Regions from separate parts of the Homo sapiens genome. Here regions 1 and 3 are each linked to region 2. Evidence: read pairs that join two places in POLR2A ChIA-PET (ENCODE). Cell type or tissue: PC-9. All regions are shown on one strand. Region 1 overlaps TOPBP1 (DNA topoisomerase II binding protein 1). Region 2 overlaps CPNE4 (copine 4). Region 3 overlaps NEK11 (NIMA related kinase 11).

The links. Peaks named below come from ENCODE experiments on the same cell type or tissue, not always from the same donor. Only the 100,000 strongest peaks of a DNase experiment are listed, where the experiment ranks them.
Region 1: POLR2A ChIA-PET joins it to region 2 with 8 read pairs; 1 of 35 experiments calls an interaction of 5 or more read pairs at or near these places.
Region 3: POLR2A ChIA-PET joins it to region 2 with 5 read pairs; 2 of 35 experiments call an interaction of 5 or more read pairs at or near these places.

The regions. Positions count from the first base shown.
Region 1 is chr3:133,644,542-133,648,541 of GRCh38, forward strand. All of the region lies in intron 10 of TOPBP1 (DNA topoisomerase II binding protein 1), which reads right to left. Among named protein-coding and RNA genes, the nearest start is that of TOPBP1, 15 kb to the right of the region's middle. In PC-9, no CTCF peak of the experiment used is centred here; a DNase peak (open chromatin) is centred at 410; H3K27ac peaks cover 1,051 bases.
Region 2 is chr3:131,709,385-131,713,384 of GRCh38, forward strand. The region is part of intron 3 of CPNE4 (copine 4); the gene reads right to left. Among named protein-coding and RNA genes, the nearest start is that of MRPL3, 210 kb to the left of the region's middle. In PC-9, no CTCF peak of the experiment used is centred here; no DNase peak of the experiment used is centred here; H3K27ac peaks cover 940 bases.
Region 3 is chr3:131,266,755-131,270,754 of GRCh38, forward strand. The region is part of intron 16 of NEK11 (NIMA related kinase 11); the gene reads left to right. Among named protein-coding and RNA genes, the nearest start is that of NUDT16-DT, 110 kb to the right of the region's middle. In PC-9, no CTCF peak of the experiment used is centred here; no DNase peak of the experiment used is centred here.

The DNA of each region.
Region 1 (4,000 bases), 1.9 Mb after region 2:
TATCAGTATTACCATCATCCATTGGGAAGGACAAGAGCAATCATGTTAGTTCTAGGTATTCCTAGTATAATGGAAACTTGAATTAGTTTAAAATTATATAGCTCCAACAGGACTTAGTTCCAAAACTGGTTTAGATGATTCACCATAAAATTAAGAAACTATCATTAAGAAAAAAATTAACAAGTCTAAATGGTATAACTGTCAAGTCCTTAACATGGAACATGTTAACATGGAAATAACTATAAGGAAGTGGCTGGCAAATCCTAAAATATTTATTGTCTACTCCTTTAGAGAAAAAGTTTGCCCTGCTATGTGATTCCAACAAGGCTGGAAGCTATCCAAGAATCACTCTTTCATTTATATAAGCACTGTGACTAAGTGCTTTACAAATGCATGTAATGCTCACATAATGCTAACTGTGAGGCTGATACTATCAGTACATCCCTTTTGTACAAAAGGAGTCTCAGGCTTGAAGAGGTTATGTAACTTGCCTAAGGTCACACAGTTAAGTGGCAGAAATGAGATACAAACCAAAGTCTGTCTAACTCCAGAGTTCACACCACCATGTTATAGTGCCATCTTCGTACTTCTATCCTCATCTCCAACAGACACTAGCATTTTCATTTTTAAGTAAATTGTAATATACATTAGGAACTTGTAAATTAAGTACACTGCAATATATATTAGGAACTTATGACTCCTACTAAACATAAGTATTAAAATTGTACTTATTCGCACTAAGGAAGCATAGTTTTGTCTAGGGAGTTTACTGGTCAGTAAGTCAGGAGAGCTGGGTTCTAGTTTTATAGTCTCTTTGACCCTTGGTTTCATAATATAAGGAATAAAGGGTAATAGTATACTTATAATTTACAGATATACTCATGGGAATGAATATGCTTAGATGGAATTAAAGGTGAGGCAATACTATAAAACATTCCGGAAAGTTTTTTAAACAGTTTTGTTAAAATGTAAAGTTTGTTTTATAAGTAAAAACCTTCTTATTTTTTGCAAGTACAATTATTTTGCAGTCACATCTAGGAGAAAAAAATAACTTTTTTCGACGTCTATATGTTGTTGGTAAGATGGGAAGGAGGAAGAAATCCAGTAGAATTTTAGACTACTACTATAAAAACAAAGTAGAAATACTAAGTTCTTATAAACCATCAGTAAAACTCTGAAGTTATTAAGAGACTCATAATAAACTAACATGTTCTACAGCAGTTCTTTCCGTTTATTTTAGCAGTAGGATCTCTTTTCAAACAGACCGCACCCAAAAGCCTAAGAGATACTACATAATAAACCTATCATTCAAAAAGCTCCCCTAGGGCCGGGCGCGGTGGCTCATGCCTGTAATCCCAGCACTTTGGGAGGCTGAGGTGGGTGGATCACAAGGTCAGGAGTTCAAGAGCAGCCTGGCCAACATGGAGAAACCCCATCTCTACTAAAAATAGAAAAATTAGCTGGGCATGGTGGCACGTGCCTGTAATCCCAGCTACTTGGGAGGCTGAGGCAGGAGAATCACTTGAACCCAGAAGGCAGAGGTTGCAGTGAGCCAAGACCACGCCACTGCACTCCAGCCTGGTGACAGAGCAAGACTGCATCTCAAAAAAAAAACAAAAAACTCCCTTAAATCAAAAGCCATTTTAAGAATTAATTATAAAATACTTTATTATAGACTTTCTAAGATGCTTGGTGATCCACTAAGATTTACCATCACTTAATCCTTATAAAGTCAGTAAACCACTAGCTGTCTTAGGAAGGTTTAAGAAACTAATCACCTGCCCTACACCAAGTACCCTTGGCTGAAGGATAGTATGTAAAATTGCTGGCTGGGTGCAGTGGCTCAAGCCTGTAATCCCAACATTCTGGGAGGCTAAGACAGGAGGATCACATGAGGCCAGGAGTTTGAGACCAACCTGGCCAACATGGTGAAACCCCATCTCTACTAAAAATACAAAAATTAGCTGGGCGTGGTGGTGCACACCTGTACTCCCAACTACTAAGGAGGCTGAGGGAAGAGAATTGCGTGAACTCGGGAGGAGGAGGTTGCAGTGATCCAAGCTTGTGACACTACACTCCATCCTCAGTGATGGAGTGAGACCCTGTCTCCAAAAAAAAAAAAAAAAATCACTTTCAGTTATACCACAGCATCCTGGAAAATCAAGATGATTTCCTGATGTGATACAATACTAAAGCATAAGTAAATGGTTTGAGAAAAGTCAATTTTGTAGTACGGAAATAGTGTAAATAAAAAAGGAATGCTAGGAATTCCCTCTCTAGAAATATGGTGGGCTAGGATCTTTGAAACACTCTCACTAAAAACACTTCAAAATACAGGATAAAATATTAAAATCCAGACCACTAAAGTGGTTACTAAATCCAGAACATTAAGTAGTTACTAAAGCTAATGGTTAGTCAAAATCTATTAAATATCTGTGCAGTAACCCAGACCCTTGGAATGTAAAGGTATCACACAAGAGATAGGAGCCAATCCTTTGGTTTCATAAAACTTAGAGGTGAAGGAGAGTATACCCTGAGAGAACAAGCCCAGAACCCATGAAGAGACATATCTTTAGTAAACAGACCAAAACTAACCAACCAACCAACAACAAATCTGCCCTGTAAAGGAAGAGGTCAAGAACACTGGCTTTGTGTCAAGGGGAAACAACATCTCTCCTAAGAATCTGTTCATCAGAGGCTGGTCCTCAAAGTAGGTTTGGGTATAAATTCATATAGCTGGAGGTCTAAGAAACCTCCAGCCAATACACCAACTTAAAGGCATATTGAGTTTGTAAACTCCTAGGCACCTAGCAGACCCAAACATGAACCTTTTCTGGGGTAACAAACCCCTACCCCAAGTTTCTTAGAATTCCTAGAGTCCTAGTAAGTACAAGTTCACAATAAAAATCACAAAACACAAGAAAACCAGGCACCATAAACAACAGCCAACAGAACAATTCACAGATGTTTTGATAGGTTTAATGTGTTTTAAGAAATAAAGAACAAAAAATACAAATACAAAATGACAGACTTGGCTGGGTGTGGTGGCTCACACCTGCAATCCCAGCACTTTGGGAGGCTGAGGTGCTTCAAGACCAGCCTGGGTAACATAGTAGCACCCCATCTCTATTTTTAAAAGTAAAAAAATAAATGACAGACTATTTAAAAAGCTAAAACTTCTAGGAATTGAAAAATTAATTATTAAAACAGAAAATTTAATGGATGGGTAAAACAGATTAGGCAATAGCGGAAGAGATGATTCGTGATCTGGAAAAAAATCTGAAGGAATTACACATAATAAATCACAGAAAGACAAAAAGATGGAAGATAAGGACAGGTTAAGTGACCTATATGCAAAGCAAATGGGAGTTAAGAGAATATAGAGAATGGGGGAGAGGCAATATTCAAAGAGATAATAAACATTTCTTGACCTAACAAAAAGCAAAAAATCTACTAATTCTCAGATTCAGAAGGCACAGTGAATCTCAAGCAGGACAAATAAATGGTAAAGCTCTAGGACACAAAAACCAAAAGGAAGACTATCTTAAAAACAGCCAGAGGATAAAGACAGATTATCTGTAAAGGAATGACAGACTGATATCTGACCTCCTATCCAGCAGTCAGGGAAATAGATGACAATGAAACAATATCTCTGTGCTTAAAGAAACTGTCTAGAACTGTATACCCAGCCGAAGAGTCTTAGAGAAACTAAAGGAGTTTCTAAAGGATATTGTTTTAGGAAGAAAGAAAATGATTCCAAAAGAGAGGTCTCAGATGTAAAAAGAACTGGGGAGAGCAAAGAAACAGTTAAACGTGTTAGTAAATGAAACAAATACTGACCATATAAAAGCATAATAACGCCTAATTGTAAGATGTTAAAAGATAATGAAAATACTAGACAAAATCACATAAGCTGAGTATGTTGATGAGTGGAGAGAGGGAGCAGGGCTAGTTGTGATCATTAAAGTATTTTAGGCTGGGCTCAGTGGCTCACGCCCGT
Region 2 (4,000 bases):
AGCAGCAAGAGATCCCAGCAGTTGCTAGAGTGCCGTATCTGGTGAACGTGGGGACCCAATCATTTAAATGCCCTATCCCTGTGGATCCATTGGTGATGCAGGCTTTGCAGATGTTGTTTCTCAGCAATCAGCCATTCTCTAAATCTTGTGTTAAAAGTGCTGGCAAAGAGGTTGTTGCAGACTGACCAAAGCATGGAACTGTTTAGTAGTTGAGGTGGGGATGTTATCTCAGAGCCAGAAGGCTCAGTTTAACTCATGCCTCCCTCATTAGAAAATCGTGTGCTCCTAAGCAAGTTACTTCAAGGTTCAAATGCTTAGCAGCAAAATGAAGAAATAATGACACTTACCCTCAGGGGGTTTGTGAGGATTAAATGAGATAATTGGTACGAAGCTTTCAGCATAGGGTCTGGCAGAATATAAGAACTCTTGCTCTTCCCTCTGCCTGGAACACTTTTCTGGATGTCTTTACATGGCTCATGCCCACACTTTTACATTTTCTTCTGACTTCCTGACATTCCTACCTAAATTAGCACCCAGTCCTTTCCCGCCACCCTCTATTTCTTATCCCATGTGTGCTTTCTTTCAATGAGATCATTATTATCTGTTATTGTATCATGTAGGAATAGGTAAGCTCCATGAGGCAGGGCTTTGCCTCCTTTGTTCACAACTGAATCTGCAGTGCCTACAAGAGTGTCTGGCACATAGTAAGTTCCAATAAGTGGATAAAGAATCCATATATATTTATTTGAATAAGTGAGTACATGTATATTAGCTTTTGATTATTATTGAGAGCATTAGATAGATGCATTATTCATTGAATACATATCAGTTATTTTCAGATTATTGTTACCCTTAACTGCCATATAAACAATAGATCCATGTCAAGGGAAAGATGGGGTCTAACTGCTATACATTTCTTAGACCTTTTGGTCCAAGAGTATTTTGGTGGAGTGTCCATTTGCAGATAGATGTTACAGGTCTGCCTGAGCTGGGAAAAAGACACTTTTTAGATATAGGAGTCAATTTATCAACTTGTGAGGAAGGATACTTTTATCCTCTCTGTGGGCAGTTTTACAGTGACAGCATATGGGAAGAACTGCTACTCTACCTTTTCAAATTTACACAGGCTTGTAGAAATTGAAAGTGGCTTAGTAGGCAAGGTAGTATAATGAGAAGGCAGGTATTGAAATCAGAACAACTTAGGTTTGAAATTTCGCTCTGCAACTTACTGTCAGTGTACTCTTTGGTGAATCAGTTGAGCTCCCAGAGCCTAATTCATAATTTATCAAGCGGGGCTTCACATAACATAATATCTGAGATATAACAAGACCCCCTGAAAATCAGTTTCTTCCCTTCGATTGACAACCAAGGAGGAAGTCAGTGGGAAGACCTGGGGCATTCATAAAGGGACAAGAATCTTTTTCTCATTAAGTTTATAAAACAAAAGCTCAGAGGTAATGTAGCTTAAAGGTAAGGGAAAAGTAGCTTAGCACTCTGACTGAATCCAAATGTTAGGTGTTAAGCCCTTCCTTTGCCACTTCAGGAGGCATGTAATCTTGGCCTAGTGATGATAATAATGATGATGATAGTGTTGATAGCACCAAGCTCATGATTGCCTGGCATGTGATCAGCTCTTACTAAATACTAGCTATGAAAATGATTATCATCAAGTGGTCGTAAAATATATTGTCCAAATTGGGACACTTTTGAAAGTGAGAGGGAACAGTGTTAATAATTAAGCCATGATAGTAAGTGTAAACCGGACAGGCAGGGGCAAACTGAGTCATAGGTTACCCTATCATTCTCACAATACCTGATATGTAAAAGTGAATTCCCCCTTAAAGAGTATTTAAGCATTGTCCAGGAGCACCAGAGAGCAGCACAGAGATGCCTGCTCTGGTTGGCTAAACTCAGCACTGCTTTTGTCTTCTCAATTTTAAGCTTTTCTGATTCGGTCTTGCTGACTGGTGCCCTGTCAGCACATTCACTGTAATACCAGTTTTACTGGTTTGAATCTCAGTGGGGAGAGAGAAGTTTGGGGGATATGTTTTCCTTTGTTTCTGATAACTGGCTTGAAAACGTGTGCTGGCCTGAGCATCCTGATGAGCAGATGCTGAAGAAGAGTGAGGGAAGCACGAGTAATCAGCCCACCCTGGGCTTACCTGGATGGAGATTAGGCCCAAGAGCATGCACCTTTGCTGACCTGTGCTCACATGGGAAGGGCCCTTGACGGCTCATGTTCCATGCAAAACAAAGCTAATTAATTCATACCCGGCCTCATTTTGTCTGTGAATCTGAAACCAAGACTCGTGGGAATGCTTTTGTAAACCAAGCAGTTATTGTTTTCCTCCCCCTCAACTTTATTAGGTTAATTTAAAGTAAAACTATTCTCTTTCCCAAATAAAGCTTGAAATGAGGAGTCTAGACTTTGGAGGAATCTCAGAACCTCATTTTCAGTTCCAGAGATGTTCCTTAACTTATTTGTTCTTCGTGCCCCAAGCCCTCCTGGGTCTCTTCTGTAATCAAAAATAATATTTCAAAAGATCAGAATCAAATTAGCCCAGCCAACTCTCCTCCCTGTGGACAAAGGGGTGGGGACTAACATCTGCAAATTGATCTTTCAAAAACCTCACAGAAAGCACAGCTTCAGCAAATGCCTCCCCCAAAAGGATTTCCTGTAAATTTCCCAAATTAGAATTCTTTACAAGTTTTAAAGTTCTTCCACATTTGTTTAAAAATCTACACAATGTTTACGTGTCTTACTCCTCCACCTGAGTGTGAGTTCTTTGAAGTCAGCATGCGGGTCTTATTATGATGTTTTGCCTAACATTTATTATAATATTTTTCTAATCATAGATGTGATATAGTTTCCTTTTAGAAATACAAAAGCACAGATGTAATTTCCTACATCATCTATAATCCCACAACCTAGATGTCATCACCGTTAACATTTAAAAATATATCCTCCCAGTCTCTTGGCCTGTAAAGAAATGGGTACTTTAATAGTTAGGACCATATTTTTAATCCCCTGTTGGGACAGGTTAGCTTTTTAATGGCTACATTTGATATTCAGAAACATTCATGATAACCAATAACTAAATTTCATAAGCAGTCTAAACCAACAAATATTCCCGAAATCTTCACAACTTCTAAAATAATTGTAGTAAACTTTATCAATAGTTCAAGAAATCTAGTTTTTAGTAAATAAAAGTAATTGGAAGAGAGTTGGTTTGGGGGTTAATATATTATTTCGTGAATTGGCTTTTTGGTTATTAGACTTCAACAAACTGGCCGTTTGCCATACTATGAATTCAGTTTATAGTGTTGGAGTGTTTCATGCTTTAGGGCTAGGACAAGGACATACATTTTTATTTAAAGCAGCCAGGATGCTGACAATCGAGAAGGTGCAGCATGGCAGCATTTGTAGGGGAAACACAAGGGCTGAATGATTGGAAGAGTATGTGTAAATGCCATGGAGATAGCGATCTAAATTAGATTTACAGCCAGTACTTCTGAGCTGGTGGAAATGGGATTGAAATGAAAGCTGGTTGGAAACAACAAAAGTGGGAGCTGTGGGAGAGGTCCTGAGAAACTGCCTTATGCCACCTGCCAACCCAGGTGGCATAAGTGGCTCCCTGGATGAGTAGGTAGGCCCAGGGCACACTGATAGGGTGGTCTGGGGGCTGGGTGCCCTGCACCAGCCTGGCTTAAAGGATTAGGATCAGGACAGGCTCCTGTAGCTGTTTTTTTTTTAGCATTGATACACTAGTCCTTGCAAATTGTCATCCAGCTCCAAAGCTCTTGCCCTCCTCTGCACCAATATTGAGCTTGTAGAAGTATCATACTAATGAATGTGAGTGTATATGGAAAAGGGCCTGTGTTAATTGTCACTAAATACATCTTTTTATAACTATCTTTGAAATTAAATACAGTTGTTTTCCTGGGGGCTACCAGGTAGGTAGAATGATACCATCTATGACTGAACGACATCTATGACTTT
Region 3 (4,000 bases), 440 kb before region 2:
TATCCTTGTTAATTTTCTGTCTCATTGATCTGTCTAATAAAGTCTCTCACTATTATTGTGTGTGAGTCTAAGTCTCTTTGTAGGTCTCTGAGGGCTTGCTTTATGAATCTAGGTGCTCCTGTATTGGGTGCTTATACATTTAGGATAGTTAGCTGTTCTTGTTGCATTGATCCCTTTACCATTATGCCATGTCCTTCTTTGTCTCTTTTAATCTTTGTTGGTTTAAAGTCTGTTTTATCAGAGACTAAATTGCAACACCTGCTTTTTTTTGCTTTCCATTTGCTTGGTAAATATTATTCCATCCCTTTATTTTGAGCCTATGTGTGTCTCTGCATGTGAGATGGGTCTCCTGAATACAGCATACTGATGAGTCTTGACTCTCTATCCAATTTGCTAGTCCATGTCTTTTAATTGGGGCATTTAGCCCATTGACATTTAAGATTAATATTGTTATGTGTGAATTTGATCCTGTCATTATGATGCTAGCTCTTTATTTTGCTCATTAGTTGATGCAGTTTCTTCATAGTTTAAATGGTCTTTACAATTTAGCATGTTTTTGCAGTGGCTGGTACTGGTCGTTCCTTTCCATGTTTAGTGCTTCCTTCAGGAGCTCTTGTAAGGCAGGCCAGGTGGCGATAAAATCGCTCAACATTTGTTTGTCTGTAAAGGATTTTATTTCTCCCTCGCTTATGAAGCTTAGTTTAGCTGGATATGACATTCTGGGTTGAAAATTCTTTTATTTAAGAATGTTGAATATTGGCCCCCACTCTCTTCTGGCTTGTAGGGTTTCTGCTGAGAGAGCCACTGTTAGTCTGATGGGCTTCCCTTTGTGGGTAACCTGACCTTTCTCTCTCTTCTGGCTTGTAGGGTTTCTGCTGAGAGATCCACTGTTAGTCTGATGGGCTTCCCTTTGTGGGTAACCTGACCTTTCTCTCTGGCTGCCCTTAACCTTTTTTCCTTCATTTCAACCTTGGTGAATCTGACGATTGCGTGTCTCGGGGTTGCTCTTCTCGAGGAGTATCTTTGTGGTGTTCTCTGTATTTCCTGAATTTGAAAGTTGGCCTCTCTTGCTAGGTTGGGGAAGTTCTCCTGGATAATATCCTGAAATGTGTTTTCCAACTTGGTTCCATACTCCTCATCACTTTCAGGTACACCAATCAAACATAGGTTTGGTTTCTTCACATAGTCCCATATTTCTTGGAGGCTTTATTCATTCCTTTTCATTCTTTTTTCTCTAATCTTGTCTTCATGCTTTATTTCATTAAGTTCATAGTCTCTGATATCCTTTCTTCCACTTGATCAGTTCAGCTATTGATACTTGTGTATGTTTCACAAAGTTCTCGTGCTGTGTTTTTCAACTCCATCAGGTCATTTATGTTCTTCTCTAAACTGGTTATTCTAGTTAGCAATTCGTCTAACCTTTTATCAACATTCTTAGCTTCCTTGCATTGGGTTAGAACATGCTTTTTTAGCTCAGAGGAGTTTGTTATTACCCACCTTCTGAAGCCTACTTCTGTCAATTTGTCAAGCTCATTCTCCCTCCAATTTTGTTCCCTTGCTGGTGAGGAGTTGTGATCCTTTGGAGGGGAAGAGGCATTCTGATTTTTGAAATTTTCAGTCTTTTTGTGCTGGTTTTTCCTCATCTTCATGGATTTATCTACCTTTGGTCTTTGATGGTGACCTTCAGATGGGGTTTCTGAGTGGATGTCCTTTTTGTTGATGTTGATGCTATTCCTTTCTGTTTGTTAGTTTTCCTTCTAACAGCCAGACCCCTCTGCTGCAGGTCTGCTGGAGTTTGCTGGAGGTCCACTCCAGACCCTGTTTGCCTGAGTACCACCAGTGGAGGCTGCAGAACAGCAGCAATTGCTGCCTGTTCCTTCCTCTGGAAGCTTCATCCCAGAAGGGCACCCACCAGATGCCAGCCCAAACTCTCCTGTATTTGTCTGTCAACCCCTGCTGGGAGGTGTCTCCCAGTCAGGAGGCATGGGGGTCAGGGACCCACTTAAGGAGGCAGTCTGTCCCTTAGCAGAGCTCGAACACTGTGTTAGGAGATCCACTGCTCTCTTCAGAGCCAGCAGGCAGGGACGTTTAAGTCTGCTGAAGCTGTGCCACAGCCTCCCCTTCCCCCATTGGCTCTGTCCCAGGGAGATTGGGGTTTTATCTTTAATCCCCTGACTGGGGCTGCTGCCTTTTTTTCGGTGATGCCCTGCCCAGAGAGGAGGAATCTAGAGAGACAGTCTGACTACAGAGGCTTTGCCAAGCTGCGGTGGGCTCTGCCCAGTTCAAACTTCCCAGCAGCTTTGTTTACACTATGAGGGGAAAACCACCTACTCAAGCCTCAGTAATGGCAGATGCCCCTCCCCCCACCAAGCTTGAGCATCCCAGGTTGACTTCAGACTGCTGTGCTGGCAGTGCAAATTTCAAGCTGGTGGATCTTAGCTTTCTGGGCTCTGTGGGGGTGGGATCCGCTGAGCTAGACCACTTGGCTCCCTGGCTTCAGCCCCCTTTCCAGGGAAGTGAACGATTTTGTCTCGCTGGCATTCCAGGTGCCACTGGAGTATGAAAAACAACTCCTGCAGCTAGCTCAGTGTCTGCTCAAATGGCCACCCAGTTTTGTGCTTGAAACCCAGGGCCCTGGTGGCATAGGCACCCGAGGGAATCTCCTGGTCTGTGGGTTGCAAAGACCATGGGAAAAGCATAGTATCTGGGCCAGAGTGCACCATTCCTCATGGCACAGTCCCTCATGGCTTCCCTTGGCTAGGCGACGCCCCACCCTGCTTCAGCTCACCCTCTGTGGGCTGCACCCATTGTCTAACCAGTCCCAATGAGATGAGCTTGGTACCTCAGTTGGAAATGGAGAAATCACCCGCCTTCTGTGTTGATCTCACTGGCAGCTGCTGACTGGAGCTGTTCCTATTCGGCCATCTTGCCCATTCCATCCAAAAGTAGTTTTTGAAAATTAACATGGGGATTAAGGATTCAGCTATTTTTCAGAAAGCAGAGCTTTAAGAAAGCAGAGCTCTAGAACCAGGGCTTCATGGACGTGAGACCAGTGCAGTTACACAGAGCCCTAGGTTCAGGAAGGAGCCCACACATGGGGTTTCATAAAATTTTATCTTTGAATTTGTGTTTTATGAGTGAAAGCTGATAACACAGTGGAACACAGGCTCAAGGCTTAAAGCCTTGCTCATGTGCTGTCTTGCCTTTAAGACATCTACCTGGGAAGGTTCCTCTGCCACCTAGCCCTTAATCCCCATCCCATAACTACTGCAATCTTCCATTCCCAATGGGATCCTAGGTAATAGTGAGGAAGGGTTGCCGTGAGGTAAGACTGCCAGGTCCCTATAAGTGTCTACACTCCCCTGCAGAGTATCTGCCCTAGTTCCTGAGGGAGAATGACATTAAATACCCAACAAAAAGCACAATGACAGGTCCACAGACAAATACAGACCCCCCAAAAAACAGCTTTTCTCTTGTTTCTTGAACAAGGATTTCTGCGTTGTCATTTAGCACTGGGCCCCACAAATTATGTAGCTGGCCTGTCTAGAGCCTTACTACTCAAAGTGTGGTTGCAGGACCAGCAGCATTGGTATCACCTGGGAACATATGGAAACGTAGAATCCCAAGCCCTACCCAAACCTACTAAAGAAGAATCTGCATTTTAACAAGATCCCTGGATGATTTGTATGACATTAAAGTTTGAGAAGCAGTGGTCTAAAACACACTCTGGGATTCAGTCACCTATTGGATGACATCTATGTTCTTGCCCCAATTATTTTTATTATGATTGTTAAATGAATTGTCCTTTTCTTTGACATAAAGCAACTACTATTCATGTTGGAAGATGGGAGGCAGAGGGAAAGAAAGTTGGCCAATAAGAAACACTGAAAAAGGAATTGCTCTGAGCACCAAGCTTTGCCAACCCTGTTACTCGAAATTATACTTGCCCTGTTTTCTACCCTTGGGCTTAAGGCTTAGCATCTTTCCTAGCAGACTGAGT